Linked DNA regions of Homo sapiens: region 2 is linked to region 1. The links are chromatin loops, found by intact Hi-C in ENCODE. Cell type or tissue: B cell. All regions are shown on one strand. Each heading gives the region's core, and the rest is flanking DNA. Links, peaks and the distances in the headings are about the cores only.

Region 1 (15,590 bases), core at 7,826-11,825:
CGCTTTAAGTTTCAGAGCTTCTGGCAAGTAGAGGCATCATGTTAAATTTCATGGTATATCACCTCTTTTGTTTTTATTATGTTGATTTTTGTGGTAAATTGTCAGTTTATGATACATGGTATCAACTTCCTAATTCATGGTAGTTATATAAAATTAATTTCATCCATTCCTTTTTTTTTTTTTTTTTTTGAGACAGGGTCTCACTCTGTTATCCAGGCTGGAGTACAGTGGCATGATCATGGCTCACTGCCACCTCCCCAGGCTCAGGTGATCCTTCCACTTAGCTTCCCAAGTAGCTGGGACCTCAGGTGGACACCACCACACCTGGCTAATTTGTGTAGAGACAGGGTTTCACCATGTTGCCTGGGCTCATCTTGAACCAATGGGCTCAAGCGATCCTCCTGCCTTGGCCTCCCAAAGTGCTGAGATTACAGGCATGAGCCATTGTGCCAAGCCTCATTAATCCACTTAACAATTATTTTTTGAGTGTGCCTATTATGTCAGACACTGTTGTAGGCACCTGGGATATGTAACAGGATAAAACGGATACAATTCCTTGCCTTTTGGGAGTAATTTTAAATGCACTTCAAAAATTGATGCATTTAAGTAGACAGAAAAGAAGTTGAATTACATAAAACCATTAAGAGATGGCATAGTGTGTGTGCTAATTTGGAATAGTGAAAGTCCTTTAGGAGTGACTGAAATTTGGGAAACTCTGTTCTGGTATTTCAGAACTTTTCTGCTGCCTTTTCAGGGGGAATGACTCTTTAAGAGGCAGAGGGGGCCTCGGGGGCAGGGTAGGATTCAGAAGAATTGGGGATGCCCCGGTGGAATAAGCAGCCAAGGGGCACTAGAACCGAGGCAGATCCCGTGGCAGGCGGGAGCCTAGCCAATTTCTCTTGATCAGGACTTGCCCTGCTCCCAGCCCTGAGTCCCTCTCTCCCTCTCTCTATATCTTTCTGTCTCTTTCTCTCTCTCTCTCTCTCTCTCTCTCAGCTCTCGTGCAGGGTCTGTCTGCTGTGGCTTCACCTCTGCCTCTTTCCCCACCCACGCCGCTTGGTTTGGGCTCATGGGGTGAGCTTCCCACCCTCGCATGCTGTCTTTCAGCCTGGTCCCCAGGGGGGCCTTCAGACACCTGCTGAGTCTCTTTCTGCTTCTCACAGCTGAAGGGAACTGTGCGCCCAGCCAATGACTTCAACCCTGACGCAGATGCCAAAGCGCTGCGGAAAGCCATGAAGGGACTCGGTATGGGGGATGGGAAGGGAGCAGGGTTGGTCTCCAGGGCAGCAGGTGTGGTGGGTTTGGCCGTGGGCTGGCAGGGGATGGAGTGAGGTTTCAAATTAGAGTCTGCAGGATGAGGAAGGCTTGATCTCAAGTTTCCACCCTCCTAGCTCCCAGAGTATAGAGAGGAGGGGCAGGAGAGGGTTCATAAGGAACTTGGCAGAAGCCCTTTCCAGGGACCAAGGTGTCCCCCAGCCTCCTGGAAGCAGTATCCTGGCACTGAAGAAAGTACCAGGTCACAAAATTGGCATGGTGCCCTGGCTCTGCTGCTGACTCACCGTGTGACTCTGGGTGAGCCTCTCCGCCACTCTGGGTCTGAATTTCCCTATGTGTAAAATCAGGGCTGTGGACCCTGGAACCCAAGAGCCCTCCCTCATTCTGTGGTGGGAGTGTGCCCTGCTGGGCAGGTCTTTCAGACCTATATTTGGCACCAGTGGGAAGAGTACTGCACCCACAGGTTCAGATCAGCTGGGCCTGTGCTCAGAAAGTCCAGCCTGGGACAGGCCATCTAGGGTTTGGCTTTCTTTGCCTTTCTGCCCCATCTGTCTGACAGCAACTCCCAGGAGGCTTTAGGTTAAGTCCATCACCCTCCTGAGCCTCCTTTCCATGTGTCTCATGGGAATGATGATACCTGCCAAGCTCGCCTGGGACTGTAGGATGCTAGAGGTAAAAATGCCATGAAAGACCCCTGTGCTGGGTCTGTGGTTGATGGCATTAATCTGAGAAGCAGGAAGTGATATTCTAATGCCTTCCAGAGTCAACCTGCTGTGGTTAGAGGGACTCAGGGTCCAGCTTCCAGAGAGCTGAAGAGAAAGGACATAGAGTTGCTAACAGGACTTGGACTGTCAGGGTTGGAAGGATCCCTTGGTGACTACTCCAGCCTCTTCATGTTACAGATGTGGAAACCAAGTCCCATCAAGGGAAGGGGACTTGCCCAGGGTGGGCAGCCATTGCCAGAGCCAGAACTAGAACTCAGAGGCACTGACTCCCAACCCAGTGCTCTCTACCTCCCAGCTGTCCTTTTTCCTCAGCGTGTCAAAAGGAAAGGGAGGGAGGAGTCCAGCAGAAATCAGTGGCCTGAGCCATAGGCAAGCGGACTGCAGGGACTCAGGAGCACATGGCCGCTTAGCCAGGCTTCTACCCTGACAAAGATCGATGAGGGGCCATCAGTGGGCGGTGCATGGGGAAAGCCGAGAGCCACAGGCCTTCTTCTGAGGCATGTGGCTTTGGTGACTCAGGGACTGACGAAGACACAATCATCGATATCATCACGCACCGCAGCAATGTCCAGCGGCAGCAGATCCGGCAGACCTTCAAGTCTCACTTTGGCCGGGTAAGGACCTCCTCCTGGGCTCTCTGTGCAACATGCATGCACCTTGCCTGATTGAGCTCAGCCTGTCCCCATCGGTTCTGCACAGTTGGGCACCAGGGTCTTCATGGCAGAGGGACCCTGTGTGGTCATATGATCTCAGAGTGTCTCCAGCACTGGGTTTGGGCAGACATATCTTTCCATGCCCCCAGTTCCTTGTGATGGGCAACACTTGTGTGAGTTGCTCAGTGGACTCAGAGGCACAGCATGGGGCCAAGATCAGGGCTATGAGTTGTTTTCAGTGTGCTTTGGGCATCTTGCAATTCCTCTGCACAGACAGAGCTGGCTTCAAGGCCCCAACTGAGTGTCAGGGATTATTGCACATTGGTGGCATCTGGCTTAGGTTGATGCATTTCCCCCTGAGTGGAAACAGTGTCCTTCAGCTCTGCTGCCTTCCCGTTCCTGTCTCCTGTGTCAAGGAGAGTGGGTCTTCCTCCTGGTTGTTTTTTCCCTACCCTCTTTGGCTTCATCTAAATAATAAGTACAACATCAGCAAAGACAGACACAAGCTTCCATGATCCCTCATGTGGAACCCCTGTTTTCTCTTTCCATCTCTCCCATCCTGAGTCATGTGTGGGCAAGTGCTGATGTTGGCATGACTGTGGCTCTGCCCTTTGCAGGACTTAATGACTGACCTGAAGTCTGAGATCTCTGGAGACCTGGCAAGGCTGATTCTGGGGCTCATGATGCCACCGGCCCATTACGATGCCAAGCAGTTGAAGAAGGCCATGGAGGTACAGTGTGGCACCAGGGGGTCTAGTGTCTGCGGGTGCCAATAGGGATACAGGTGATCCTCATAAGCCCAGGTGGATTAGCTGTAACTTCTTGGTAGAACTCCTCCCATACTCAGTTCAAACTGGCATAAACACAAAAGGAGATGTTGGCTCCTATAACTGAAAACTACAGGACTAGCTCTGAGTCCAGAGACTCAAATGATGTTCTGTGGACCCTTGGCTCACCCCTGTCTTGGCTCTGCTGTCCTCCCTTCTGGCTTCACTCTCAGGCAGCCTTTCTCCTCATGGTGGCATATGTCCATCCCGCCAGCTAGCGGCTCCAGCAGAAAGAGTTCCTTCTTCCTAGGAGCTCCAACAACAGGCTTGGCATTTACTCCAAGTTGATTCAGCTTAAGTCACATGCCCACTGGTGTCAGAAGGGTCTCATGGAGCCGCTGGAGGAAGTGGGGTGGGTCTCGAACGAAAGCACCAGCAGTTGGAGTCTGTACTCCAGCCTAGACCTGCCACTCACTCACAGTGTGACTGGGCCATTCCTTACACTTCCCAATCCTCTGTGCCTTCATCTGGGAAATGGAAATGGTCACCTCTGCCCTTCAAACTAGGACAGGTCAATCAAGGTCACAGGTATGAAGGGCATTGTTAACTCCGAAGACCTGACCCTACATTAAACAAGAAAGCATTATGTCCTGGCCCAGAAGTTGCTAGAACTGCTTTGCTTCCCAAGGTACCAATTGTACTAATGGCTACTGTTTATAAAGAGCATATGGTAACTCTCCCAGGTTAGGTACATTAGTTCAATTAGTTGCCTCCTCAAGCCACAAGGCAGGGCTCTTATTTTGTCCCCATTTTACAGATGAGGAAACTGAGACTTGGAGGTTAAGTTGCTTGGTCATGGTCATAGAGCTATGAAGTAGCAAAGCTGAGGTTCAGACCAGTCTTTCTGACTCTAGAGCCTGTCTTGACAACCGCATAAAACCAGTAGTGCTTTTGGCCCCTTGCGCATTAAGAGGAGGGCAGCAATGGGGAGCTAGAGGACTTTATAAAAACATTGCCTAGGCTAAGCAGATTGAGATGATTGTTTCTTAAAATACCTAAGCCAAAAAGCAAACGATCTAAAGACACAGGGTTCAGAAATAGAAGAGATCGATGAGGTAACCCAACTGAATCCTTTCCATTTTCAAAGTTTCCAAGTGGGAAACAGAGAGGCTCAGAGAGTCAGTGAGTTAGGGGGAGACGAGGGCTAGACCCAGTCTCAGGACTTTCTTGATTGCCTCACCACACACCTGCTTCTAACAAAGAAATGATTGAAGATCTCAATCAGGATGAATCTCCTAGGATCTGAGAAGGCAGGACCATTAGAGCACTAGGCAGTAACCTCTTTGAGGACAGAGAACATGTCTTGCCTCTTGCCTTTCTCTTTTTTTTTTTGAGACGGAGTCTCGCTCTTTCGCCCAGGCTGGAGTGCAGTGGTGTGATCTCGGTTCACTGCAACCTCCACCTCCCAGGTTCAAGCGATTCTCCTGCCTCAGCCTCCTGAGTAGCTGGGATTACAGGCGCACGCCACCACGACCAGCTAATTTTTTTGTCTTTCTAGTAGAGAAGGGGTTTCACCATGTTTGCCAGCGTGGTCTTGAACTCCTGACCTCAAGTGATCTGCCCTCTTCAGCTTCCTAAAGTGCTGGGATTACAGGTGTGAGCCACCACGCCCGGACTTTTTTTTTTTTTTTTTTGTAGTTGTAGCCCCAGCACCTTGCACAGTGGCTAGCACATAATAGGTGTCTTAACAAGTACCTGAATGAGTGAATTAGTCATTGACTCATTCAGTCAATCAATCAGTCAATCTTGCCTGCCTCCTCTCCTCCCTGATAGTTTCCCTGCTTCCCTGTGTGCAGATCTTTGCATGACAGGTCCCCAGCCTGCCTTAGTCCAGGGCATGTAACGCCTCAGTTCATAAATCACTCCTCAAATCCAAGAGTAAACAAATGTAAGCCAGCCATGATGGCTCACGTCTGTATTCCTAAAACTTTGGGCTTGAGTCCAGGAGTTCCAGACCAGCCTGGACAATATGGTGAAGCCCTGTCTCTACAAAAAATACAAAAATTAGCCAAGCATGGTGGCATGCTTCTGTGGCCCCAGCTACTTGGGAGGCTGAAGTAGGAGAATCACCTGAGTCTGGGAGGCGGAGGTTGCAGTGAGCCGTAATCATGCCACTGCACTCCAGCCTGGGCGACAGAGCAAGACTCTGTCTCAAAAGAAAAAAAATTTAGCATTTTATCTTAAGCACAAAACTTTTTTTCTTCTAACAAAATAATACATGTTCACTGTGGAGACTTGAAGAAATAGAGTAAAAAAGAAGAAAATAGCAATCATCTGTGATCCTTCACTCACACAGAGACCAAACTGCTAGTTAACACTGTGAGGCATGTGCGTGTCCTTCTGTTCTCTTCCAATACTTACAAGTAGAAATTTCTATTCAGATGTTCATGTGTATATGTGGTGTTATACACACACGCCTATATACCTTTTCTGTTTGGGGGGCTGGAAGGCAAAGCAGTTCACATGGGAGGTTCTGGGGATCTTGAGAGGCTGGCATAGTCAGCCTTGGTTGTGCCAAGGTCTTGGGCCTGAGGGCCATGTCTGGAGGTGAGGAGAAAATCCAGGAATGCTTGGCCTGAGCTTTAGCCGTCCGGGCCCCATGGACCTCTGCACAGGAGGTCAGAACTATGGCTGAGATCATCTTTGCCTTGACATTCCAGGGAGCCGGCACAGATGAAAAGGCTCTTATTGAAATCCTGGCCACTCGGACCAATGCTGAAATCCGGGCCATCAATGAGGCCTATAAGGAGGGTGAGTTTGGGAGGCCTGGGCCCAGATGCTGGGAGAACAGCCAGGCCCCCCAACTTCCAACCCCAGCCCACAGCTCTGCCCAGGACTCTGGCCTGTCTCCTTTCCCTCAGTCCTTGAGGATTTGATAAGCCTCTTGGGTGTGCCCATCCCTGTGTCTGGGGAAAAGACAGGTGTCCTGGTAGGACAAAGGCCTGGAGGTAGAAAAGGGCTTGGCTGGAAGTGGGAACAGAGAACATTCTGGCCTGCTGGAGAGAGGGAGGGCGACTCTAGGGGTGTGTAGTCCATGCAGTTCTACAGGGCCCCACAGCCAGAAGGGCCCCACACTTGGTTGCAAGCTATGCTGTCACTGTCCAGAAATTCTTCATTTTTAAGCGAGTGGCCCCATATTTTCATTCTGAAGAATCTTGAGTACCAGTCAAAAATGTTTAAATCGGCTAGGTGCAGTGGCTCACACCTGTAATCCCAGCACTTTGGGAGTCTCAGGCAGGCGGATTGCTTGAGCCCAGGACTTCGAGACCAGCCTGGGCGACATGGCAAAACCCCGTCTCTACAAAAAATATAAAAATTGGCTGGGTGCGGTGGTTCACCCCTGTAATCCCAGCACTTTGGGAGGCCGAGATGGTGGATCCCTTGAGGTCAGAAGTTCAAGACCAACTTGGCTAACATGGTGAGACCCCGTCTCTACTAAAAATGCAAAAATTAGCCAGGCGTGGTGGCATGCGCCTGTAGCCCCAGCTACTTAGGAGGCTGAGGCAGGAGGATCACTTGAACCTGGGAAGCAGAGGTTGCAGTGAGCCGATATCACGCCACTGCACTCCAACCTGGGAGACAGAATGAGACTCCATCTCAAAAAAAACAAAAAACAAAAAAATTAGCTAAGTGTGGTGGCATGTGCCTATAGTCCCAGCTACTCAGGAGACTGAGGTGGGAGGATCACCTGAGCCCAGGGAGGTCGAGGCTGTAGTGAGCCTTGATCATGCCAACTGCACTCCAGCCTGGGTGACAGAGTGAGACCCTGTCTTGAAAAAAAAAAAAAAAGTTTACATTTTTTATCTTATAAGCAGCTTTAAAATGGCAGAATTTTTGAGTACAGGAGTGACATAGTCAGAGCTCTGCTTTTGGGTTTAGCAACTGCCATGCAGGAGGGAAGGTAGAAGAGAGAATGACAACAGGGAGGTGACTTAAGAGGCTGTTAAATATTAAAGGCGAGATGCAATGGGACCTCAACTGGGACAGAGCTGAGGGGATGGAGGGGAGATGATGGGTTGATGGGAATGCCCATTGTCTTACAAAATCAGCAGGAGGATGGCTGGATGCCCCCATGAGCCAGTTACAAACCCTTTCATCCCCACCTCCCCCTGCCAATACTGCCCTGGCTCAAGCCTGAGTTTCCTGGACCTCCCTCCCCGCAACCAAATCCTTCTTGGCCAGCAGCTACCCACACCCCCTTTCTCTGCCTCAGACTATCACAAGTCCCTGGAGGATGCTCTGAGCTCAGACACATCTGGCCACTTCAGGAGGATCCTCATTTCTCTGGCCACGGTGAGTGAATTCATGGGCCCCAGGTCGGCTTGCCCATCGGGAGGCCTGGGAGGAAGGGAAGGTTTACTGAGTGGAGGGCACAGGGGAGTTAGAAGTGCACTCCTGATGGAGAGGGGGTGTCTCCCCACTTGCCTCCTTAGAGTTCCACCGCCTACCCCTGTTGTTCCCTTGTCAAAGTTGGCGTGGTACCACCTTCTCCAGACAGTCCTCCCTGGTGGCCCTTGTCCTGGCTTGTTGGGCCCCCAGCTCACAGGACAAAGCCATATGGGTGACCCTCTCCTGTGTTGTTACCTGGGAGCTTCTGTCACCATCTCTTGAATTCCCATAACCAAAATGGCAGACCCTCATTGACAGTTACCGAGAGCTTGCTGTGTGTCAGGCATTGGTGCTAAGTGTCTTGCACACATTCTCAGTTAATGACCACAACAGCCTACCTTATAGAGGCAGGATTTTCGTCCCTGTGTAGCTGATGAGGAAGAGCATTCAGAGAGGTGAAAATGAGCAGGGTGTGTGGTGGTACAGAGATGGAGATGGGTCGATGTTTGGGGACTGAACTTTCTTGCTGCTCCTGCTGCAGGGGCATCGTGAGGAGGGAGGAGAAAACCTGGACCAGGCACGGGAAGATGCCCAGGTAAGACCCCCAGCCCACCCCAGTCACCTCTGCCGGGTGTCCCTGAGATGTAGGTCCAGCTTATGCGTGTCTACGCCGGGCCCTGTCTGTGAGTGAAGGCTCCTGGCAGGGGCGTGGTTGGTTTGATTGGTTGATACTTAGACTGTAGAAATGAGGTTTAGAAGTGTGGTGCTGGTATTACTGGCATTTCCTAGGTGAATAGCAGGACCCTCAGAGCTGGCAGGGACCTGCAGATCACCCAGGTCAAAGCCCTCATGTTACAGTGGGAAAATGGAGGTCCAGAAAGGGCAAATGACTTCTGAAAGTCACACAGCAAATCAGTGGCCCCAGTAGAATTGACCCCTAGAGAGCTGGTCTGGGAACTTGCTGAGAAGAGGGCCTGAGTGCTAAAGGCCTCGGTTTATTATCTGTAAAATGGGACCGAGATTGGAGGGAGTGTCCTGGGACGAGCCTAGAAAGTAAGTTCCTCAAGGGCTGGAATCTTCATTTTGTTCACTGATATATCCAAAGTAACACATGATCAGTGCTCAATAAATATTTGTTGAATGAATAGCAGGGAAAAGGGTTCTCTAGGAGTCTCTTGGCTGCTCTGCCTCAGCCCTGCTCCTTAGCCTAGTGAGCTTGAGGTCTGGAAATGGCTTCTTCTGGAGGTTGGACAACCCCAAATTCATTTTCCCTGAGGGTTCTATGGCTGGGCAGTCCCTACTGAGGCCAGTGCATTGTCCCCCACTGACCTGCACCTTGATCCCAGCACCCAGTAGCCTGACCCAGGTCCATGTCTCCATCTCTTCTGACTGCCTCATTTTCCCGCCCCCAAAAGCTGTGTCCAGGGATGTGGGGCACAGACACCACAGACTTTTATAGACATCCAGCCCCCTTCTTTTATAGTTGGTGAGTTGAAAAGAGCACTGATGGATTGAGAGTCAGGGAACCAACTTTTCTGTTCCCAGGTCCCATAACAGAAGTGTGGTTTGCTACAACAGCATCTGAGCTAGAAAAATCTTTAGCTGGAACCTGACAGTTACAGAATTGTAATTATAATTTTTAGAATGCATACTATATATTGAGAACGATGCCAAGATTATTCTATACGTTTTTATGTTCTCCCTTTTTACTAGAAGAAAATGAAGCTCCTTAACCTCTTCAATGAAAGAATTTCTAAGTGGTGGTGGTTTTATTTGAACTCAGGCTTGCCTGATGCCAGAGTCTATGCTTAATTCCATTTACAGTAATATCTTCCAAGACCCAGTAGAGTTAAGGTCCCCTGCAGCTTCCACATCAAATAGCTGTTGTTGTCCAGTTGTCCAACCCTTGCTTTGGAATATGGTTGTCAAAAGCTGCAGGGTTACATTTAAATGTATGGCATTTCAGCTACATTGTGGGCACATGGATGGGGGTTAGGCTGAGAACCCAGCCAGACACTAGGGTGGCTTGCTGAGGCCACATTTCATTCACTCATTCAACAGACGTTTATTAAGTATTACTGTGAACAGCCTCGTGTGCTGCTGAGAGTTTTTTAAAAATCTCAGCTCTCACCCCAAATCCATCCTCCAACCCTGAATTGATCTTCCAGGGAATGCTTCTGCCTGGTGCCTGGTTTGCCAATGAGGCTGTGCTTCCAATTGCCGCTAGCAGGGGGCAGTGGTGGGCCTTGCTGACAGCTGCTTCGCAAAAGGAGAGAAGTGGAGAGAGAGAACCCGGGTGGAAATAGCTAAGGGACCCTTGAGCGAGATCCCTGCCCAACTCGGCTGCTTCTCCAGATTTAGGATGCTAGACCCAAGCTCATTTTCTTATAACTAGCAGTACATTCTTTTATAGAAACTAGAAAATAAGGAGAAGCCAAAAAAGACTCCATAACCTAATAGTAATAAGCATTGTCAGTATTGTGGCATACATTATTCTAGTTGCTTCTCTATGTATATATAAAAGTGGATTCTTTATTTCTGACAGTTAAAAATTAATACTATGTGAATATTGTTGCATTTTTAAATCAACGATATCATTTAATGGCTATATACTGTTCCATATCTGAATCTACCATGTTATTTAACCAGCCTTCTTCCTAGTAGCAAACTCTTTTATCACATTCATGAATTATTCATTAGAATGAATTTCCAGAGATGAAATGGAAATGTGGGAGCAAAATGTATATAAAAATTAAGGGCATTTGATAGGGCCGAGTCAAGCTCCCCCTTAGATAACGCACATGAGTACTTGGCAGTTTGTATTTGCCTGTTTTACACTGCCTCCCTGGCGGTCTCTCACTCTGGATGTCTAGAACACCCTCAAGCTCTTAGAAGTCTGGGACTGTTATTAACCAGTTGAACATATGTCCAATTTCCAACTGTGGCCCCACAGTGATTGTTAATTGCTTCCCCTTTCACTCTGTTGTCCAATTAGAGCAATAAATTATAAATAATTATTATAGACCTACCATGAAATGAAGGATTGTGGTCATTTTTAGATAATCAATACTCAGACTTTTTTTTTTTTTTTTTTTTTTTTTTTTTTTTAAGACGGAGTCTCGCTCTGTTGCCCAGGCTGGAGTGCGGTGGCGCAATCTTGGCTCACTGCAACGTCTGCCTCCTGGGTTCAAGCAATTCTCCTGCCTCAGACTCCCAAGTAGCTGGGATTACAAGCTCCCAACACCATGCCCAGCTAATTTTTTTGTATTTTTAGTAGAGACAGGATTTCATCATGTTGGCCAGGCTGGTTATGAACTCCTGACCTCAAGTGATCCGCCCGCCTCAGCCTCCCAAAGTGCTAGGATTACAGGCGTGAGCCACCATGCCTGGCCCAGGCTTTTAAAAATATAACAGCTTTCTTGAAATAGAATTCATTTACCCCACTATTGACCCATTTAAAGTGTACAATTTGGTGGTTTTTAGTATCTTCACAGACTTAATGCAACCATCACCACAATCAATTTTAGAACATTTTTTCACCCCCAAAAGAAACTCCATACACATTAGCTGTGACTCCTCATATCCTACTAACCCCCCAGCCCTAAGCAACCACTAATCTACTTTCTGTCTCTCCAGATGTGCCTCTTCCAAACACCTCATGTCAATACAGTGATATTAATACGTGGCCTTTTGGACTGGCTTCTTCACTTAAGAAAACACTAACCTAAACACTATGTTAAACACTTAACAGTGTTTTCACGGGTCATCCGTGTTGTAGCATGTTGGTACTCCCTTTTCATTGCCAAATAATAGTCTATTATCCATTCATCAGCTGATGGACATTTGGGTTATTTCCACCTTTTGGCTATTATGACTAATGCTGCTCTAAACATTTGTGTACAAGTTTTTGTGTGCACATATGTTTTCATTTCTCTTAGATAGAATTGCTGGGTCATATGAGAACTCTAAGTTTAACCATTTGAGGAACTGTCCAGATTAATTTTTGCATGAAGTAGCTAGGCTAATAAGAACAAGCTTTTGTGGTGAATATTAATTTAGTGTCCCACCACTTTTTTTTTACATTACAGATATTATTATCTTAAAGATGCTTTGAAAAACCGAGTATGTCTAGGGTACTCTGACCCGCGTAAGTGAGAACAATTGGGACTTTGGATTCTTTTCTGTTAAATTTTTTAAACATGTCCCTCTCTCTCTCTTTTTAAAAATGATACCGTTTTATTTAGCATAAGTTTTTACAAATTTTTGATAAAATACATATCAACTTTACCATATTAATCATTTTATATATTTATTTATTTTGAGATGGAGTTTTCCTCTTGTTGCCCAGGCTGGAGTGCAGTGTTGCAATTTGGCTCACTACAACCTCCACCTCCCGGATTCAAGTGATTCTCCTGCCTCACCCTCCTGAGTAGCTGGGATTACAGGCACCTGCCACCACACCCGGCTAATTTTTTGTATTTTTAGTAGAGACAGGGTTTCACCATGTTGGCCAGACTGGTCTCAAACTCCTGACCTCAGGTGATCAACCTGCCTCAGCCTCCCAAAGTGCTGAGATTACAGGCGTGAGCCATCATGCCTGGCCAATCATTTTAAAGTATACAGTTCAGTGGCATTAAGTACATTCACATTGTTGGGCAGCTGTCACCACCAGCCACCTCCAAAACTGTTTTCGTCATGCAAAACCAAAACTCTGGACCCACTCAACAGTCACTCCCCATTCTCCCTTCCCCCAGCCCCTGGCAACCACCATTCTTTCTATGTCTGTGAATTTGACTGGGGACTTCATGTAAGTGAAATTATACAGTATTTATGCTTTTATGACTGGCTTTCTTTACCTAGTATGATGTCCTCAGGGTTCAACTAGGTTTTTGTTTTGTGATGTTTGAGATAGGGTTGAGACCCAGGTTGGAGTGCAGTGGCACAATCTTGGCTCACTGCAACCTCCACCTTCTAGGCCCAAGCAATCCTCCCACCTCAGCCCCCCAAGTAGCTGGGAATAACGGCGTGCGCCACCATGCTCAGCTAATTTTTTGGTAGAGTAGGGTTTCTCCACGTTATCCCGGCTGGTCTCAAACTCATAGGCTCAAGTGATCCTCCCACCTTGGCTTCCCAATGTCCTGGGATTACAGGTGTGAGCTACTGTGCCTGGCATAGGTTGTTTTTAATACAGAAAAATATTTTAAAAACCAGAAGCAGCCCATAATCCTAGTAGCCTTGATAACTCTTATTTAACATTTAAATTTAAAATGAAATAATATCTTTGCATCTTTAAGAAATTTTCAGGAAGAATAAAAAAAATGCGAAAGCTTTCCCTCATAGTCCCTCTCCTCAAAGGTGTCTCGACAGTTTCTTAAGTACTTCCCAGGAAGTATGAGAAAGTGAGTGTCTATTTTTTTTTGAATCTAGATAAAAGAAACACTATATTACACAAAAATATGCTATACTTTACTTCTTTACTTAATTTAAATGGAAACTCTCCTTATCAGCATTGTAGATAATCTTATCCTTTGTAAAAACTGCATGGATTGTTTCCATTGATTGGATAAGTCATAGCCTGTTTAACAAGTCAATCTCAGGATGGTTTACAGTTTTTCTCTAGTATGAAAAATGCTGACCAGGTGCAGTGCCTATAATCCCAGCACTTTGGGAGGCTGAGGCGGGTGGATTACCTAAGGTCAGGAGTTCGAGACCAGCCTGGCCACCATGGCAATACCCCATCTCTACTAAAAATACAAAAAAAAAAAAATTAACTGGGCTGGTGGCATGCACATGTAATCCCAGCTACTCAGGAGGCTGAGGCAGGAGAATCGCTTGAACCTGGGAGGTGGAGGTTGCAGTGAGCTGAGATCGCACCACTGCACTCTTTGGGAGGCCAAGGCAGGAGGATTGCTTGAGGCTAGACTGGACAACAAAGTGAGACCCCTTCTCTACAAAAAATAAAAAAATTAGCTGGATGTGGTGGCACACACCTGTAGTCCCAGCTACTCAGGAGGCTGAGGCAGGAGAATCGCTTGAGCCCAGGAGGTCAAGGTTGCAGTGAGCCGAGATTGTGCCAATGTACTCCAGCCTGGGCAACAGAGCAAGACCCTGTCTCCAAAAATTAAAAAGAATGCTGCAGTGAACAGTCTTGTATTCTATCGTGGAAGGCTTTTGCCAGTATACCTGTAGGGCAAATTCCTAGCAATATAATTGCTTGATCAAATGGCATATGCCTTTTAACTTTTAACGGACATTGCCAATTATGCAATGAAAAGAAGAGGAAGGTTTCCAGAGTATAGGCTATTGTGAAGTTTATAAAGAGTTCAGTCTATCCAATAGAATAAAGTCAGCAGAGTTTCTGGGGGAACGGCGAAAGCAATACGCAGCCTAGGTACATGAGCCTGGGTATTTTGTTCCCAGGCTCTCCAAGTCACAGCTATTTGCCTAACAAAATAGTGTCCTAACCACAGAATTTTGTGCTCTGCATAGTGCAGTGATTAAAAGTAACCCTTGTAAAATGACTTTCCCATCACTGTTTGCTGTGTGCCTCCAGGCAGGTCAGCTCCCCTTAAGGCCTCAGCTGGCCAGTCTTTCCTGTCTGTAACATGAAGGCTAAAATTACATGTCTCTTGCCTTGGAACTCTGAATATGCTAAAGGGTGCAGAGAACTTTGCACTGCTCACATTTACATCTCAGTGGTTCTGTAAGGAAGTGGCAGGGATTATTTCCACTTTCAGACAAAGAAACAGGCCTGGAATCTCCTCTGGGTTTTGGGGTGCGAAGGGCAGAGTTCCCCATTTCTGTGTCTTTCTCTTACCCTTCAAGTGAACACGTTTTTAGTTATTGCCAGGCCTATCCGCATTCTGAGCTCCAGCCCAAAAGGTCATAGGAAGGTATTTTTATCTTGTCCCTACCCCCCTTCCTTTCGCATCCCGGGTTCTCTCAGGTCTCTTGGGACCTCTCCCACTCCCAGCCAGGCCCCTCACCCTGCACCCCAGGGCCCCAGCACCAGCCTCCCCAACCTCCTCTGACTCTTGCCTCCCTTCTCTCCCTCCTCTCTCCCCTCCCTGCTCTCAGGTGGCTGCTGAGATCTTGGTGAGTGTCCTGTTCTTCATTTGGGTTTTAACGGCCTCTGAGTAAAGTCCGCCTTTACTGGGCCGAGCGGGGCAGTATCGAGCAGTGATTTGGGAGCTTGCTGTGCGGCTTCTCTCTCTCCCCTTCCGGGCCCTGCTTGGTAAAAGATAGGCCAGGCAAGTGTTTCCCAAACTTCAGCTAATCATCTCTGGCACGATTTGTGCTGTGTAACCACCAGCTATTAATACTGATCTTTAAATCGACTCACTCTTAAACCCAAAATGAGTTAAGGGGAATTTACTATCAGTATAAATAGAACTAGTAGCTAGCTAGAAGACAATCATGGAAACACTAATGTGCAGTGTGATCGGGTGTGTTTGCCCTTGACCCCGCTTGGGGAAACACTGGCCAGGCCATCTTCTCTGCATATGACCCCATACACCCTTCCCAGAGGGGCTTGCAGAAAGGTTGAGGGATGGAAGGGGAACTCCCAGTTGCTATGCTCAGAGTCTATGTGGGTCCTCCTAGGAGCCCCAGCCCCACGGTCCTGAGGCTAGGATGGAAGTACCCAGTGCTAAGGCCATCTTTGTCAGTTCACAGGGTCCTTGTGAACTGGAGAGGGGAGTATAGAAGCCATTGTGCTTGAGGAAGGAAGAGGGGACCAGTCTCGGCCCCCTTGGATGGCTGGGTGAGCCCAGCTTCTGACT
Region 2 (15,590 bases), core at 7,322-11,321, 50 kb before region 1:
GCACTTCACGAATGGAATGCCACAAGCGTCTTTGTGCTCCTCGGCACCTTCCTGATGTCTCTTGGTGCAAGCCTGCAAATGCTTTCCATGCACTTCCACCCACAAAGGAGGCAGAGTCCCAGAGCCATCTTAAGAGGCTGAAGTGAGAGAGGATAGGCGAATCTTTGGAACCCAGTTTTCTATCCCAGCCTCTGCCTGATTTCCTTCTGGACTGGCAGAGGGAAATACTGGTGGGTCAACTTTGCTTTCATTTTTGGCCTCCCTATTATGGTGTCCTTGGCAGAAGAGTGGTATTCAGCCTGCCATCCGCCACAGATAGGTCAGACAGGCAGGCAGCCTCTTGCTTTTCCATTGCCACGTCCCTCCCTAGAGGCACTATTTGTGGTCCACCCCCTACCCTCATTTAAGCAGCCCAGGATTGTGGGAAGGTTGCTTGTCTCCTACTCTGTTCAATCACTATGCATCTGATGGGGCTCGCGGGCCCATCTTACTGTTTCTTTTAGGTGCCTATGGTTGTACATAACAGGATGCCCAGTGTGGGTCCTGAGCCATCTTAATCCCTGTAAACTGTTGTCACTGTGCTTGTGAACTGCTGCCCAACATCCTCTGACACACTCCTAGACCCATTAAAATTTTGCCAGAGTTCTTCCACCCCATACCTCAGGCGTCCTTCGCCCCTCCTCCTCCAGATATACAGGCACCCTCCAGTGGACCACCTTCCCCCTGCAGTGCTGTTCCAGGGGCTCAAAGAGTCCCCAACCTTCGGGAATCGGGCCTTCCCTACACCTGGGTCAGGTGGGGGGCTTGGGGTTGCAGAGGCTATAGCCTCCATGGGGGTCTTCATCTGCATGGGCTTCTGGCTCCCGTCTGCTTTGGGTTTTCTCTGGCAGGGGGCTCCTGAAAGCTGCACCTCACTGGGGCCAGCTGCTTTGGAGCCCCTCATTTTCTGAGCCTTTGGAGTTCTGCCATGCTCCGGGATTTCACCTGCAGAGAAAACAGGGTGGGTCTGGGATCACCAGCCTTCATTCACCTCAGTGGAACCTCAGAGTTCTGTCAATTTTTACATTTATTACTACCACAAATAATTCTTACTCAGAGAAAAAATTATACAGCTGGCCAGGCGCAGTGACTCACGCCTGTAATCCCAGCACTTTGGGAGGCCGAGGTGGGCGGATCATGAGGTCAGGAGTTCGAGACCAGTCTGGCCAACATGGTGAAACCCCGTTTCTACTAAAAATACAAAAATTAGCCGGGTGTGTTGGCTCATGCCTGTAATCCCAGCTACTCGGGAGGCTGAGGCAGGAGAATCGTTTGAACCCAGGAGGCGGAGGTTGCAGTGAGCTGAGATCCTACCACTGCATGATCTAGCCTGAGTGACAGAGAAAGACTCCATCTCAGAAAAAAATAAATAAATAAAAAATAAATTATACAGCCAAACCAAGACAAAGGATTAAATTTGCTCTGAAGCTTATCATCTAGAGATAACCACTGTTAATATTTTGAAGCATATTTTTCCAAGGCTTTTAAATGCAAATATTTTAAATATTTTGTTAAAAAATAAAATGGAAAATGTAAGACATATTGTTAATCTGCATTTTCACTTAGGAATATGTTATTATCATTCTATGTCAAGAAATACATGTGCACCAACATTTTATTTTATTTTTTGAGACAGAGTCTCACTCTGTTGCCTAGGCTGGAGTGCAGTGGCACGATCTTGGCTCACTGCAACCTCCGCCTCCTGTTCAAGTGAGTCTCATACCTCAGCCTCCCAAGTAGCTGGAATTACAGGCTCATGCCACCACACCCAGCTAATTTTTGTATTTTTTGTAGAGACGGGATTTCACCAGGCTGGTCTCAAACTCCTGACCTCAAGTGGTCCGCCCACCTCAGCCTTCCAAAGTGCTGGGATTACAGGTGTGAGCCACCGCACCCTGCCTACACCAACTTTTTTTTTTTTTTTTTTGAGACAGAGTTTCACTCTGTCACCCAGGCTGGAGTGCAGTGGCACCATCTCGGCTCACTGCAACCCCTGCCTTTCAGGTTCAAACAATTCTCATGCCTCAATCTCCCAAGTAGCTGGGACTATAGGTGTGCACTACCGTACCCAGCTAATTTTTGTATTTTTAGTAGAAACGTGGTTTCGCCATGTTGGTCAGGCTGATCTCAAACTCCTGACCTCAGGTGATCCGCCCACCTCAGCCTCCCAAAGTGCTGGGATTACAGGCATGAGCCACCACGCCTGGCCCTGCAACAACATTTTAAATGACCTGCATGGTATTTTATGGTAGGGATGTATCATGATTTATTTCTTCATTGTTGAGTATTTAGGTTATTTCATATTCTTAACCGAAATAAACAATTCTGGAATAAACATCTTGTGCATGCACCTTTGAATAGATCACTTCCTTAGAATGAATTCCTTAGAAGGAGAACTGCTGGTGGGCCCTGGAAGGGATTCTACACATTGTTTTTTCCAAGCTTGTACCAAGATTTCAAAACCTTCTAGAATATGCTACAAAAGAGGTCATTCAACATGAGGTTAAATATGCCTAATGATAGGGAACTCAGCACTTAACAGTACCAATAGCTACCACTGGCAAAGCCTACAGTATTTCTGGAACAGTACTAGCCCCTTAAAATACATTTTCTTATTTCACTCTCTTAATGACTGCAAAGAAGGTATTCTGATTTTACAGGTGAGGCATGTGAGGCTTATAGAGACTAACTTTTCCACATTCTCTTGTACTGTGCCAAGAAGGAGACCCAGACTCAAACCCAGGCCAGCCTAACTCCAGAGCCCATTGTAGTCCCACCTGTGGCCTTAGTGCAGAATGGATCCAACTGCTAGGAAGCCCTTTTAGATATCGACCTACTGATCTCATTTTTCTTCCTTGTGGAAGAGGAAGAAAAATTGTCTTTAACTTTTACCAACTGATCTCATTTTTCTTCCTCATGGAGGAGGAAGCAATACTGTTCCATGTGCCTCTCTGCCACCCAGCCCCAAATCATCTCTGCATACAGAGAAGGTTGCACAATTTGTGCCAAGTCCTGAGGCTCTTTTTTTTCCTTCCTAATAGTTCACAGAGGCATCCTTTTCTCTCCATCATTACTGCTAACACCATCTGTGCAAGCCCTGGTCAGATCACATCTGGACTATTATGTTAGCCCCCTGTTTGTCACCTGGCCTCTAACCTGCCTTACACACAATATCACATACATCTTCTTTTTTTTTTTTTTTTTTTGAGATGGAGTTTCACTCTTGTCGCCCAGGCTAGAGTGAAATGGTGAGATCTCAGCTCACTGCAACTTCCCCATCCCTGGTTCAAGTGTTTCTCCTGCCTCAGTCTCCCGAGTAGCTGGGATTACAGGGACCCGCCATCTCGCCCAGCTAATTTTTGTATTTTTAATAGAGACAGCGTTTCACCACATTGGCCAGGCTGGTCTCAAACTTCTGGCCTCAGACAATCCGCCTGCCTTGGCCTCCCAAGGTGTTGGGATTACAGGTGTGAGCTACTGCGCCTGGCCTTTTTTTTTTTTTTTAAAATAGAGACAGAGTCTTACTTTTTTGTCTAGGCTGGTCTCAAACTCCTGGCCTCAAATGATCCTCCCGCCTTGGCCTCCCAAAGCACTAGGACTACAGGCATGAACCACCATACCCAGCCCTCATCTTTGAGATAAAGAGATAAGACTAAACCTGAGGTTTTCAGGTTTAAAAACAAACCAATCGATAGGTTGATTATAGATAACAGAACAATTCCTTGAAATACTGAAAGGTCAATGTTAAAAAACAAATAATCGGGTTACTCTGATTGGAGAGGATGGGAGCTGGAGACCTACCCATCAGCTTCTCAATCACCACCCACCCTTACTCTAAGGCAGGCAGTAAGGCAGCAGAATTCCTCAGAACATGGTTTTAAATCCTTGGACTACATGAACTCTCAGGGCTCCTTCTCACTGCTCATGACCTATCTATCTGAGCTCACCTCACTCCCAGCACCCCCATTCTCCAGTTCCTTCTCCTTCCAACAAACCCACCAACCCCAACCATCAGCCCTTTGATAAACTGCTACTTTCTTACCATGAAGGTGCCTGCCCCTTTCCTTCCATATGAGGCTCCTTGAGGAGAATCCAACAGCCAAGCAGTATCTGGAAGAGGAAATCTGGGATGACAACATCCCTCTAAATCCTGTTCTGAGCACAGCCACGATTTTGCAGGGATTATTATGTCCCCAACCTCTTCCTAGAATGTCTGGAAGCTGAGAGACAGAGGTGATAGCTCTCTGGGGCCTCAGCCTCTCCTGGGGATCTATCTGCTATCAAGTTCTGGGCTATAAATTCTTCAGGCCCTGCCCTCGATAAAGCCCTAAAACTGTTGATCTTTGTGAACAAAATTATAGATGCTTAGATTCAAAGAAGCTAGGAGTAAACACTTAGGATCGTAGGATTATATAATCTTAGTATGATGAACTCAGGGTGTTTTCTGTTTTTTGTTTCACTTGTTTGCTTGTTTTTTTTTTGTTTGTTTTTTAGCGACAGGGTCTCTCTCTGTCACCCAAGCTGGAGTGCAGTAGCACAATCATAGCTCACTGCAGCCTCGAACCTCTGGGCTCAAGTGATCTTCCTGCCTCAACCTCCTGAGTAGCTAGGACTACAGGTGCACACCACCATGCCTGGCTAGACTCAGGGTATTTAAAATTAAAATAATATTGCTATTATTTATTGAGTGTTTATGTACTAGGCTGTAGGCTAAGCATTTATATACACCGTTTAACTTTAAAACCACCCTGTAATTTTGAGGTTATTGTTATTCCCATTATATTCCTAAGTAAACTGAGTCTTAGAGACTCAGTCTCATTAAATCTTGCCAGTTAGTGGAGGAGCCAGAATTAGTTCCATCAGATTCCAGAGTTCCATGCTCTCCAAACCATGACATGAGTCCCAGACTGCTAGACTAAAAATGATCTTTCAGATCAGAGGGGACCATTAGGTCTGGAAAAGACCTGGAAGAGCACACAGTTCAACCTTGTCATTGCATAGATGAAGAAGCTGAGCTCAGAGAGGTGATTTGGCCAAAGCAGCACAGTGAGCAAAGGAGCTGAGCGGGGAACTCAGCCTCCTGACATCAAGGTTCCGGTGCTCATCACCCTTCCTTCTGCTCCTGCAGGGAAATGTGATTGCACCACTGCACTCCAGCCTGGAGTGCTCCCGGGAAATGAAGAGACAGGGGCCTCAGGACACTGCAGGGGAATAAAAAGATTTGCTGAGATGGAAGATGCCCATACCTGAAATGACCTAGATGAGCAGGCAACAGGCCAAGAAGCAGAGAACTCTGGGGTCCATGGCGGAGCAACCAGAAGCCAAGACGCAAATGTTGGTAGCAGGGAATGCAGGAGAGAGACTGTTGGGGCATGCTCAGGGAAGTGGCCAGGGACCCCTGTCCATGGGAGGGGAGGGGACCTAATTTCAAAAGCAAATCAAAGTGGTGAGTCCTGGCTTCTCATGACTCCAAACAAAATTCCTTTCTCTGGATTCCCCCTGCCAAGGCGAATGGAGCTATTTAGAGACCTGCTCAGGAAAAAACAGTCCTGCAGCCAGGAGGAGAGGGTCCCCAAGGGCAGACAGACAGGGCTGGACGGCAGCTGGAGGGGCCATTGAAGGTCACAGGAAGGTCATGGGGGTGCTGAAGGACAGGAAGATGAGAGGACAAAATAGGTGAGTGGGGCTAGGAAGGTGGTGAGGCTTAAACTGGCCTTAAAGCCGTGGGCCGAATCTGGCTGGTTGTCTGCTTTCGCATAGCCTGTGAGCTAAGAATGGTTTTAACATTTTTAAATAGTTGAAAAAAAATTAAAATTTGGTAACGTGAAAATTGTATGAAATTCAGGTTTCAATGTGTGTAAATAAAGTTTTATTGGAACACAGCCACACTCATTCCTGCACGTCCCATCTATGGCTGTTTTTGCACTACAACAGCAGAATGGAAGAGTTGGGGCGGAGACAGTGCGGCCCACCAAGTCTAAAATATTCATTGTCTACATTGTTACAGAAAGTGTTTGTTGGCACTTGCGCTGAAGTATGGTATTTCTAGAAAACAATCTCACTTAAATAATACAGAAATAAAATTCACTCTCAGAAAAATACAGATAAAGTTTAAGTTCCATTTGACCAACCCATCAGCCCCCTCCCAACACACATGGCCATCCCCACCTTTCCTCAGAGGTTAGCGCCTTGGTGTGTTTCCTTTCAGACCTTTCTCTGCATTTATGTACCTATATGTGTATCTATAGAAAAATACAGTATTTTCATGAGTTCTTTTTTCTGTAAATGGCTTTATATTATATATATGTTTTTTAAAATTTGCATTTTTTTACTCAATAATGTGCTTTAGTGCCCTATACAGACCTACCTTTGTTCCCCCCGATCACCTGCCTTTTTTTTTCTTTTTGAACAGGGTTTCACCATGCTACCCAGGCTGGAGTACAGTGGTGCAATCCCAGCTCACTGCAGCCCCAATCTCCTGGGTTCAAGCAATCCTCCCACTTCAGCTTCCTGAGTATTGGGACCATAAGTGCACACCACCAGACCTGGATTTTTTTTTTTTTTTTTTTTTTTTGGAGCAACTGAGTCTCACTATGTTGCCCAGGCTGTTGCCCATGCTGGTCTCAAGCTCCTGGTCTCAACCTTCATTATTTTTTAAATGCTGCATTGTACTCTAAGGTTGAGCTTTACCACAGTTTATCCATTCCTTTGCCAAAGGAAATTTAGATTGTTTCAGTTTTTTGCTACTGGAAACAACACTGCAAAATGCAAGAACTAGCATTTCAAGGCTCAAATAGCTACATTTTCCTTCAAGAAAATGAAAGAATGCTATTCAATCCAAACATGTCACCTGATGTATTTTCCCTCATGTGTGTTTGTGTCCTAAGTAACCACCACAGGGCAAACCTCTCCAAATGTAGCTGTAAGATTCTTGCTCTCCTGCAGAATTTTGTCTATGTCCTAACTATTGCTTGTAGCCAGTGGAAACCCTCCCAGGTTCTGGTTGAAACAGTATTCCCTCTATAAAATCAATGACCATTCTTGGAACTAGGGAGGTAGGGTAGAAAGCAGCAGAGAATGGGACGCTGGGGAGCTTGGGTTCTCGTTATCGCTTTGCTCCTTGCTGTGTGACCTTGCACAGCCTCTTCTCATTAGGCCCCAGTTTCCCGGCCTGTTCAAGGAGGGTGTCGGGCGCCTAGAGTTCTGGCCTTCCAGGGCTTTACCATTCTCTTTTCAGTGACCAAGTCCACTGAAAAGGAGGGGAAGGGCTTTGAGAGGTGATTGCTTAGCTTCCAGCCTCACAGGCTTATGAATCTCAAGGAAAGTGCTGGGAGCTTGGCAGGCCACCACCTTGAACCCAAGTTCTAGCTGATGGTTTCCCAGGGCAGAGATTCCACAAAAAGAGTATCCACGTGTCCCAGATAACGCTCATGCAGGACCCGCCCAAGGCCCCGTTGTGCCCTTGAGCCCAAGGTCCTGGGTCTAGACTGTGAACTGTTGTACGCTCTCAGAGCGCCCTGTTCCTCTCCGTCCCCCAGCACTTATCATGGTTTGTAATTTTATGGAATTTGTGTAATTGAGTCGTGAATGTCTGTCTCTGGGCTCGTAGGCTCTGAGCTCTCCAAAAGCTGGGACCAGGTCTGCTTTGCTCATGCTTTGTCCCCAGTACCTTAGCACAGCACCTGGCACTTTGTGGGCACTAGACAAATACATGCTGTGAATGAATAGCTGATACAGGCTGGTTTCAATAGCAGAGACATGGCTCAGCCTTCTCTTCTAATCCAAGGCATCCCAAAGAGGCCAATAACGGAGGGGTAGGAAACCAAGCGGGCAGGGCACACACGGTCCAGGCAACATTATGAAATTGGAAAGGTCACTCCCTTCTCAGGTGTCAACCTTGAGGTGGGGCAGGTGGTATGGAGTGTTTGAAATAGAAGACCTTGGGAATAAACACTCATGGAAACTTTGAATTGTAGAATTCATTCATTCATTTAATTTTCATTCATCTAATAGTTATTATCTACTTTACCAAGCAATGGGAACGTAAAGAAGACAAGCATTAACCAAAATCATATAAATAAAAATATAATTACCAATTAAGATCTGTATGATCATGGAAAAAAACAGAATTTTAGGACAGACGATGGGAAGGGATGCGTAAAGGAACATCGAGATGCCGAGCGCGGTGGCTCATGCCTGTAATCCTAACACTTTGGGAGGACGAGGCGGGCAGGTAGCTTGAGCTCAGGAGTTCAAGACCAGCCTGGGCAACATGGCAAAACCCCATCTCTACCAATAAATAAAGAAACAAAAATTAAATAAATAAATAAAAAGGACAGTGGAGGGCTGGGCACAGTGACTCACACCTATAATCCCAGCACTTTGTGAGGCAAGCAGATTATTTGAGCCCCTGAGGTCAAGACCATCCTGGGCAACATGGCAAAACCTCATCTCTACAAAAAATACAAAAATTAGTTGGGTGTGGTGGCATATGCCTATAGTCCCAGCTCCTCAGGAGGCTGAGGTAGGAGGATGGTTTGAGCCCAGGAGATGGAGGTTGATCATGCCACTGCTCTCCAGACTGGGCAACAGAATGAGACTCTGTCTCACAAAAAATGAAACAGAATAAAATAAAAATAAAAAACATTGGAGGATGAATTAAAAAGGAATTTTTGAGAAGTGCTGTTTAAGGCGAAATATGCAGTAAGAGCTAGTGAGGCAACCTCTTCCAGGCTTGGAAGAACTTTCATTCCAGGCAGAGGGAATAACTTGTGCAAATGGAAGCTTTCGGTAGAATTCTGAGTGAGTTATAGAATTCTGGAATTCCAGAAAGAGGGTCTCAGAGTCATAGAATCTTGAAACAGACCCTTCAACCGGGAAATGGACTCTTAGATGGTTAGAGACTCAGAATCATCATGTATGAACACAAAAAGAATCTTAAGACATAATTCATTCTCATTCCCCTCTCTGTACATATAGAAACAAACAAAACTCAAGAGCAAGGTAATAGAACCCAGCTAGAACTAGCTCTCACCTCTTATGATGAACAGGCCAGGACTTCATCCATTAAATTAATAGTAGTAGTAATGCTTATATTTATTCTCATTATTATGTGCTAGTTGCTACTAAATGATCTGTTGTCATATCAGTGCATTCCATAACAATCTTGCAAGGTGGATACTTTTATAATACTCATTATTATAACTAAGCTAACAGAAACTCAGACAAAAAAATAAATAAATGGTTCACAGTCACTGAGCTAGAATACGGTGGACCCCAGAAGCCCAGGGACTTTTTCGTTCATTTTCTTTTAAATGTAAAGGCTGTACTGGAAAGCACTGTACTACCCTGCTTTTTCTAATTCAGCTGTTTTCGGGCCTATGCTTCTCACAGGGGCCCCTGCCATCCTACAACTCGGCCTCCCATTGCTGAGACCTCATAGTAGAAAATAATCTGTTTCATGCCAAGTCGTTAGAATCTCCTTATTTTCTCTCGTATAAAAACAAACAATCCTCAACCGTTATAGAGGAATTCCAGACACTGAGAGAGGTCTTAAGGGGACTTTTTGTGGAGGAAGGGGGTGTTCCAGGTAGTCATTTGAACAGTATCCCTTGGGGCCCCTTCCTCTAGTGAGCTTGAAGTAAGACCTGTCTCTGGGAACATACACCCTCTTCTGATGGAAGCCAGGCAGAGCTGGAACTTGCCAGCAGGTGGCAATATTTGACCATTTCCAGCTTCCTCAGAGGGCAACTGGGAGATCTTGAACTTTCTTCTCCTATAATCAGAGAAACTACAGCCCTGACAAGGGACATGAGAAAATCTGGAATCTCAGTCCATTGTTCCAGCCCATATCACAGCATCATGCCGTCTCTTTTACAGACACCTGTAGACAGGCCACTCCACAGAGGAAGGGGCCTGGGAAGTGCCAAAAAGATGATGTCATCTTCACGTGTTTCCAACCCATGTATGCTTCCTTCCAGGGTTTGTTTCCACCTGGAAGCAAGGCTGCGTGACCCCGGCTTGCTTGCAATTCCACAGCTCCTGGATGTGTAGGTTGTTTCCCTTTTGCACTTGAAAAATACAGTGTTGCTGCTGGTGGGGGAAGGTAAACTAGTACAACCACTATGGAAAACAGTATGGAGATTCCTTAAAGAACTAAAAATAGAACTACCACTTGATCCAGCAATCCCACTATGGGTATCTACTTAGAGGAAAACAAGTCATTATATGTAAAAGACACTTGCACACACGTTTCTAGCAGCACAATTCGCAATTGCAAAAATATGGAACCAGTCTAAATGTCCATCGATCAACGAGTAAATAAAGAAAATGTGGGCCAGGAATGGTGGCTCACGCCTGTAATCCCAGCACTTTGGGAGGCCAAGGCAGGCGGATCACCTGAGGTCAGGAGTTCGAGACCAGCCTGGCCAACAGGTGAAACCCTGCCTCTAATTAAAAAATACAAAAATTAGCTGGGAGTGGTGGCAGGTGCCTGTTCCCAGCTACTCAGAGGCTGAGGCAAGAGAATCACTTGAACCCGGGAGGCGGAGGTTGCAGTGAGCCAAGATTGTGCCACCGCACTCCAGCCTGGGCAACACAGCAAGACTCCATCTCAAAGAAAAAAAAAAGAAAATGTGGTATATATACACCGTGGAATACTACTCAGCCATAAAAAGGAATGAAATAATGGCATTCACAACAACCTGCATTGGAGTTGGAGACCATTATTCTAAGTGAAGCAACTCAGGAATGGAAAACCAAATATCATATGTTCTCACTTACAAGTGGGAGCTAAGCTATGAGGACATGAATACATAATAATGATATGTAATGGACTTTGGGGACTCTGGGGTGAGTGGGGAGAGATAAAAGACTACACATTAGGTACAGTGTACACTGCTTGGGTGACAGGTGCACTAAAATCTCAGAAATTACCACTAAAGAACTTATCCATGTAATGAAAAACTACTTATTCCCCAAAAACCATTGAAATAAAAAACAATTTTAAAAATACAGTGTTGGACAGTGAAACCTCGTCTCTACCAAAAAATGAAAAAAATTAGCTGGACGTGGTGGTGCACACCTGTAGTCCCAGCTACTCCGTAGGCTGAAGCATCAGGATAGCTTGAGCCCAGGAGGTTGAGGCCGAAGTGAGCTGAGATTGTGCTACTGCTCCAGCCTGGGGGACAGAATGAGACCCTGTCTCAAAAAAAAAAAAAGAATGAAAAAAAAAAAGTTGGGCATGGTGGCTCACATTATACCAATGCTGGTGTAATCCCAGCATTTTGGGAGGCTGAGGCAGGAGGATGGCTTGAGCATAGGAGACCAGCCTAGGCAAGATGGTGACACGCCATCTCTACAAAAAATACAAAAATTAGCTGGGCAGGTGGCATACACCTGTAGTCTCAGCTACTTGGGAGGCTGAGGTGAGGGGATCACCTGATCCTGGGGAGGTCAAGGCTGCAGTTGAGCCATGATCACACCACTGCAGTCCAGCCTGAGTGACAGAGTGAGACCCTGTCTCCAACAACAACAATAAAACAGTGTTGGGCCTACAGCTTCCTCTGTATTTTAGATTATTTTCTTAGGATTGATTCCTGTAAGTGATGATTAGCTCAAAGAGAATGAGCAGTATATTAGTGTTTACTCCTACTTGCTGCTGTAGCTCAGGAATTAAGGCCCTGGGCTCTGCAGTCAAGGGAATCTGGCTTTCAATCCTGCCTCAGTCACGTGGGCTGAATTTGGGCAAAGATCAAAAATTTCAGTTACTTTTATTGCAAATTAAGAATACAAATAGCCCTGACATTTGTACACTACAGCCCATTCTGTCTCCAAACATTGCTGCAGGAATTCTCCCTTCTCTCTCCTCCATCAATTTTTTTACCTTCTATATGATAACTCCCACCAGCATACAAATATGCTGTTATGTCTTCAATCTTTAAAAAAATCAAACAAAAGCCCTTCTCTTGACACCAATTCCCTTGCCAGACACTGCCTCATTCCCTTGCTGGCCTTCGCAGCAAAACTCCCAGAATAAGTAGTTTAGGCTTTTTATCTTACACCGTTCCCATCAGGCCTTTACCCCCAACATTCTGCAATTCACAGCAAGAGATAAGTTGGCTTTCACATTGCTAAACCCAATGATAGATTTGTAGACCTTGTCCTACTTTACCTAAAAGCAGCATTTGACACACCTGATCACTCCCTTATTTTTCACTTTGCTGCCACATTCTCCTGGGGTAGTTTCCTCCCATCTTACTACAATCTCCTTCCCAGTCACCTTTGCTGAATTCTTTTCTTCTCCCCAACTCTTTTATTTTATTTTTTGAGAGTCTCACTCTGTCTCTCAGGCTGGAGTGCAATGGTGCCATCTCACTGCAATCTCCACCTCCTGGGAGTGATTCTCCTGCCTCAGCCTCCCAAGTAGCTGGGATTACAGCATGCACCACCACGTCCAGCTAACTTTTTGTATTTTTAGTAGAGATGGGGTTTAACTATGTTGGTCAGGCTGGTCTTGAACTCCTGGCCTCAAGTGATCCACCCACCTCAGCCTCCCAAAGTGCTGGAATTACAGGCATGAGCCACCGGGTCCGGCCTCTCCCCAAATGGTAACATAAGAGTGTCTCAGACTCGGTCCTTAGCATCGTGGGTGATCAGCAACTATTTGGGGCTGGCGGTACAGGCAGTAAGAAGAATTTACCAAGGCAGTTGTAGGTAAAGAAAGGCAGATTTATTAGAGAAAGTATGAAAATACATTGCTGCCAGACGTGGTGGCTCATGCCTATAATCCCAGCACTTTGGGAAGCCGAGGTGGATCACGAGGTCAGGAGTTTGAGACCAGCCTGATCAACATGGTGAAAACCCATCTCTACTAAAAATACAAATATTAGCCAGGTGTGGTGGCACGCACCTGTAATCCCAGCTACTCAGGAGCCTAAGGCAGAAGAATCGCTTGAACCCGGGAGGCGGAGGTTGTGGTGAGTCGAGATAGTGCCACTGCACTACAGTCTGGGCGACAGAGTGAGACTTCATCTCAAAAGAAAAACAGAAAAGAAAAGAAAATACGTTGCAAGGGTGCAACGGGCAAGTTAGCAAAACAGAAGCTAACTGCAAGAAAACAAAATCTGGCTAAGGATTTTATAGGATGGTGCTTGTGCTGTGTGCTGAAGAGGGCTTTGTGCAGTACTGATAACATCAAGGGTGCAGGGAGCTTGCGTGCATTTTTCTATCAGGTGAGGGTCTGGCAATAGCTGGGCGCAGATAAGATTGTGAGTTATTCGCACAGGAGGGCTATGCATCCTGGGCCATGAAGAAAGGCAGACTTATAGCTTATCTGCTTTCTCTTTTTGCTTTCCCTTGGTCCTGCCAGCCTGACTCCTTTTGCCGAACTAGGACTCCATATTTAGTTCTCTTCTCCCTTAAGGATCTCATCTCTTGAACTCCAGACTTGACTAGCCAACTGCGTACTTGACATCTCCTGTTGGGTGTCTAATAGAAATGTTCAACAAACTGGTCAAAAACTGAACTCCTGATCTTTTCCCCACTTCTAATTCCCAAAATTGCTTTCCCTGCAGTCTTGCTCATTTCAGTTGATGGTAACTCCATCCTTCCAGTGGCTCAGGCCAGGATCCCTGAAGCCATTCTTGACTCTTTCTCATCTCCCACCTGATCCTTCGGAAATCATGTTCAACCTTCAAATACATCCCATCTCCAACCACTTCCCCCACCTGCATTTATACCAGCCTGTCTCTTGCCTGGATTACTGCAAAATCTCCTAGCAGATCCCCTTCTTCTACTCTTCCCCCAACAGTATTCAGTATTTCCAACACAGGAGACTTCAGTGACCCTTTAAAAAATATGTCTTGGCCAGGTGCGGTGGCTCACACCTGTAATCCCAGCACTTTGGGAGGCCAAGGCAGGTGGATCACCTGAGGTCAGGAGTTCAAGACCAACCTGGCCAACATGATGAATCCCCGTCTCTACTAAAAAAATACAAAAATTAACTGGGCATGGTAGCAGGTGCCTGTAATCCCAGCTATTTGGGAGGCTGAGGCGGAAAGAATTGCTTGAACCCACGAGGTGAAGGTTGCAGTGAGCCGACATGGCACCACTGCACTCCAGCCTGGGCAACAGAACGAGCCTCTGTCTCAAACAAACACAAAAGTCTTATCCAGAATATAAAAAGAACTCATATAACTTAACAACAAAAAAGACAAAAAATCCAATTTAAAAATGAGCAAAAAGCATGATTAGATATTTTTCCAAAGAAGATGTACAAATAGTGGCCAATGAGCACACAAAAAAGATACTCCACATCATTAGTCAGAAGGGAAATGCAAATCAAAAACACAATTATAGATGCCATTTCATAATGACTAGAGCACAAGTTTTTTGTACTTTTGTTTTTTTGAGACAAGTTCTCACTCTGTCGCCCAGGCTGGAGTGCAGTGGTGCAATCACGGCTCACTGCAGCCTCTACCTTCCAGCTTCAAGGGATCATCCCACCTCAGCCTCTCCAGTAGCTGGGATTGCAGGCATGTGCCACTACCCCTGGTTAATTTTTTGTAGAGATGCGGTTTCGTCATGTTGTCCAGGCTGGTCTCAAACTCGTGGGCTCAAGCAATTCACCCACCTCGGCCCTCCCAAAGTACTGGCATTACAGGCATGAGCCACTGTGCCTGGCCGGGTACAAATTTTTAAAAAATAAAATACAAGTGTTGGCAAGGACATGGAGAAATTAAAAGCCTCATACATGACATGGCTGATGGGAATATAAAATGTTGCAGCCACTCTGAAAAAATGTTTGGCAGTTCCTCAAAAACTTAAATGTAGAATTACTATATGACCCAGCAGTTTCATTCCTAGGTAAATACACAACGACAATTGAAAACAGGTACTCAAATAAGTATTTGTATGCAAATGTTCATTAGCAGCACTATTCACAATCAGCAAAAGGGGGAAACAATGCACTATCCATCAACAGATGGATGGATAAACAAATTATAGTGTACTTATACAACGGAAAATTATTCAGCCATTAAAAGGAATGGAGTGCTGGACCGGACACGGTGGCGCATGCCTGTAATCCCAGCACTTTGGGAGGCAAAGGCGGGTGGATCACCTGAGGTCAGGAGTTCGAGACCAGCCTAACTAACATGGTAAAACCCCATCTCTACTAAATACAAAAATAAATTAGCCACACGTGGTGGTGCATGCCTGTAATCCCAGCTGCTCGGAAGGCTGAGGCAGGAGAATTCCTTGAATCTGAGAGGTGGAGGTTGCAGTGAGCCGAGATCACGCCATTGCACTCCAGCCTTGGCAACAAGAGCAAAACTCCAACTGAAACTAAAAAAAAAAAGGAATGGAGTGCTGATACATGCTACAGTGTGGATGAACTTCAAAAACATGCCACATGAGGCCAGGCACGGTGGCTCACGCCTGTAATCCCAGCACTTTGGGAGGCCGAGGCAGGTGGATCACCTGAGGTCGGGAGTTCAAGACCAACCTGACCAACATGGAAAAACCCCGTCTCTACTAAAAATACAGAATTA

What was found. A loop is a pair of places that touch in the nucleus more often than their neighbours do. Peaks named below come from ENCODE experiments on the same cell type or tissue, not always from the same donor. Only the 100,000 strongest peaks of a DNase experiment are listed, where the experiment ranks them.
Region 2: it touches region 1 in a loop (8-fold over the local background); 105 of 110 quality-filtered maps call a loop at or near these places.

Annotation. Positions count from the first base shown.
Region 1 is chr5:151,109,941-151,125,530 of GRCh38, reverse strand. ANXA6 (annexin A6) reads left to right here. Exons shown (of 26, transcript NM_001155.5): 15 at 1,164-1,245; 16 at 2,520-2,614; 17 at 3,271-3,384; 18 at 6,141-6,231; 19 at 7,694-7,773; 20 at 8,351-8,404; 21 at 14,887-14,904. Among named protein-coding and RNA genes, the nearest start is that of TNIP1, 37 kb to the right of the region's middle. RefSeq lists an enhancer at 1,186-1,686. In B cell, for the core only: CTCF peaks have their summits at 9,824 and 10,035; a DNase peak (open chromatin) is centred at 10,060; H3K27ac peaks cover 2,627 bases.
Region 2 is chr5:151,159,137-151,174,726 of GRCh38, reverse strand. LOC107986463 (a long non-coding RNA gene) reads left to right here. Exons shown (of 3, transcript XR_001742936.2): 2 at 4,534-4,688; 3 at 5,168-6,142. It also overlaps the pseudogene PDGFRL2P. Among named protein-coding and RNA genes, the nearest start is that of ANXA6, 9.2 kb to the right of the region's middle. RefSeq lists an enhancer at 9,948-10,057. In B cell, for the core only: CTCF peaks have their summits at 9,530 and 9,729 (motif pointing right); a DNase peak (open chromatin) is centred at 9,746.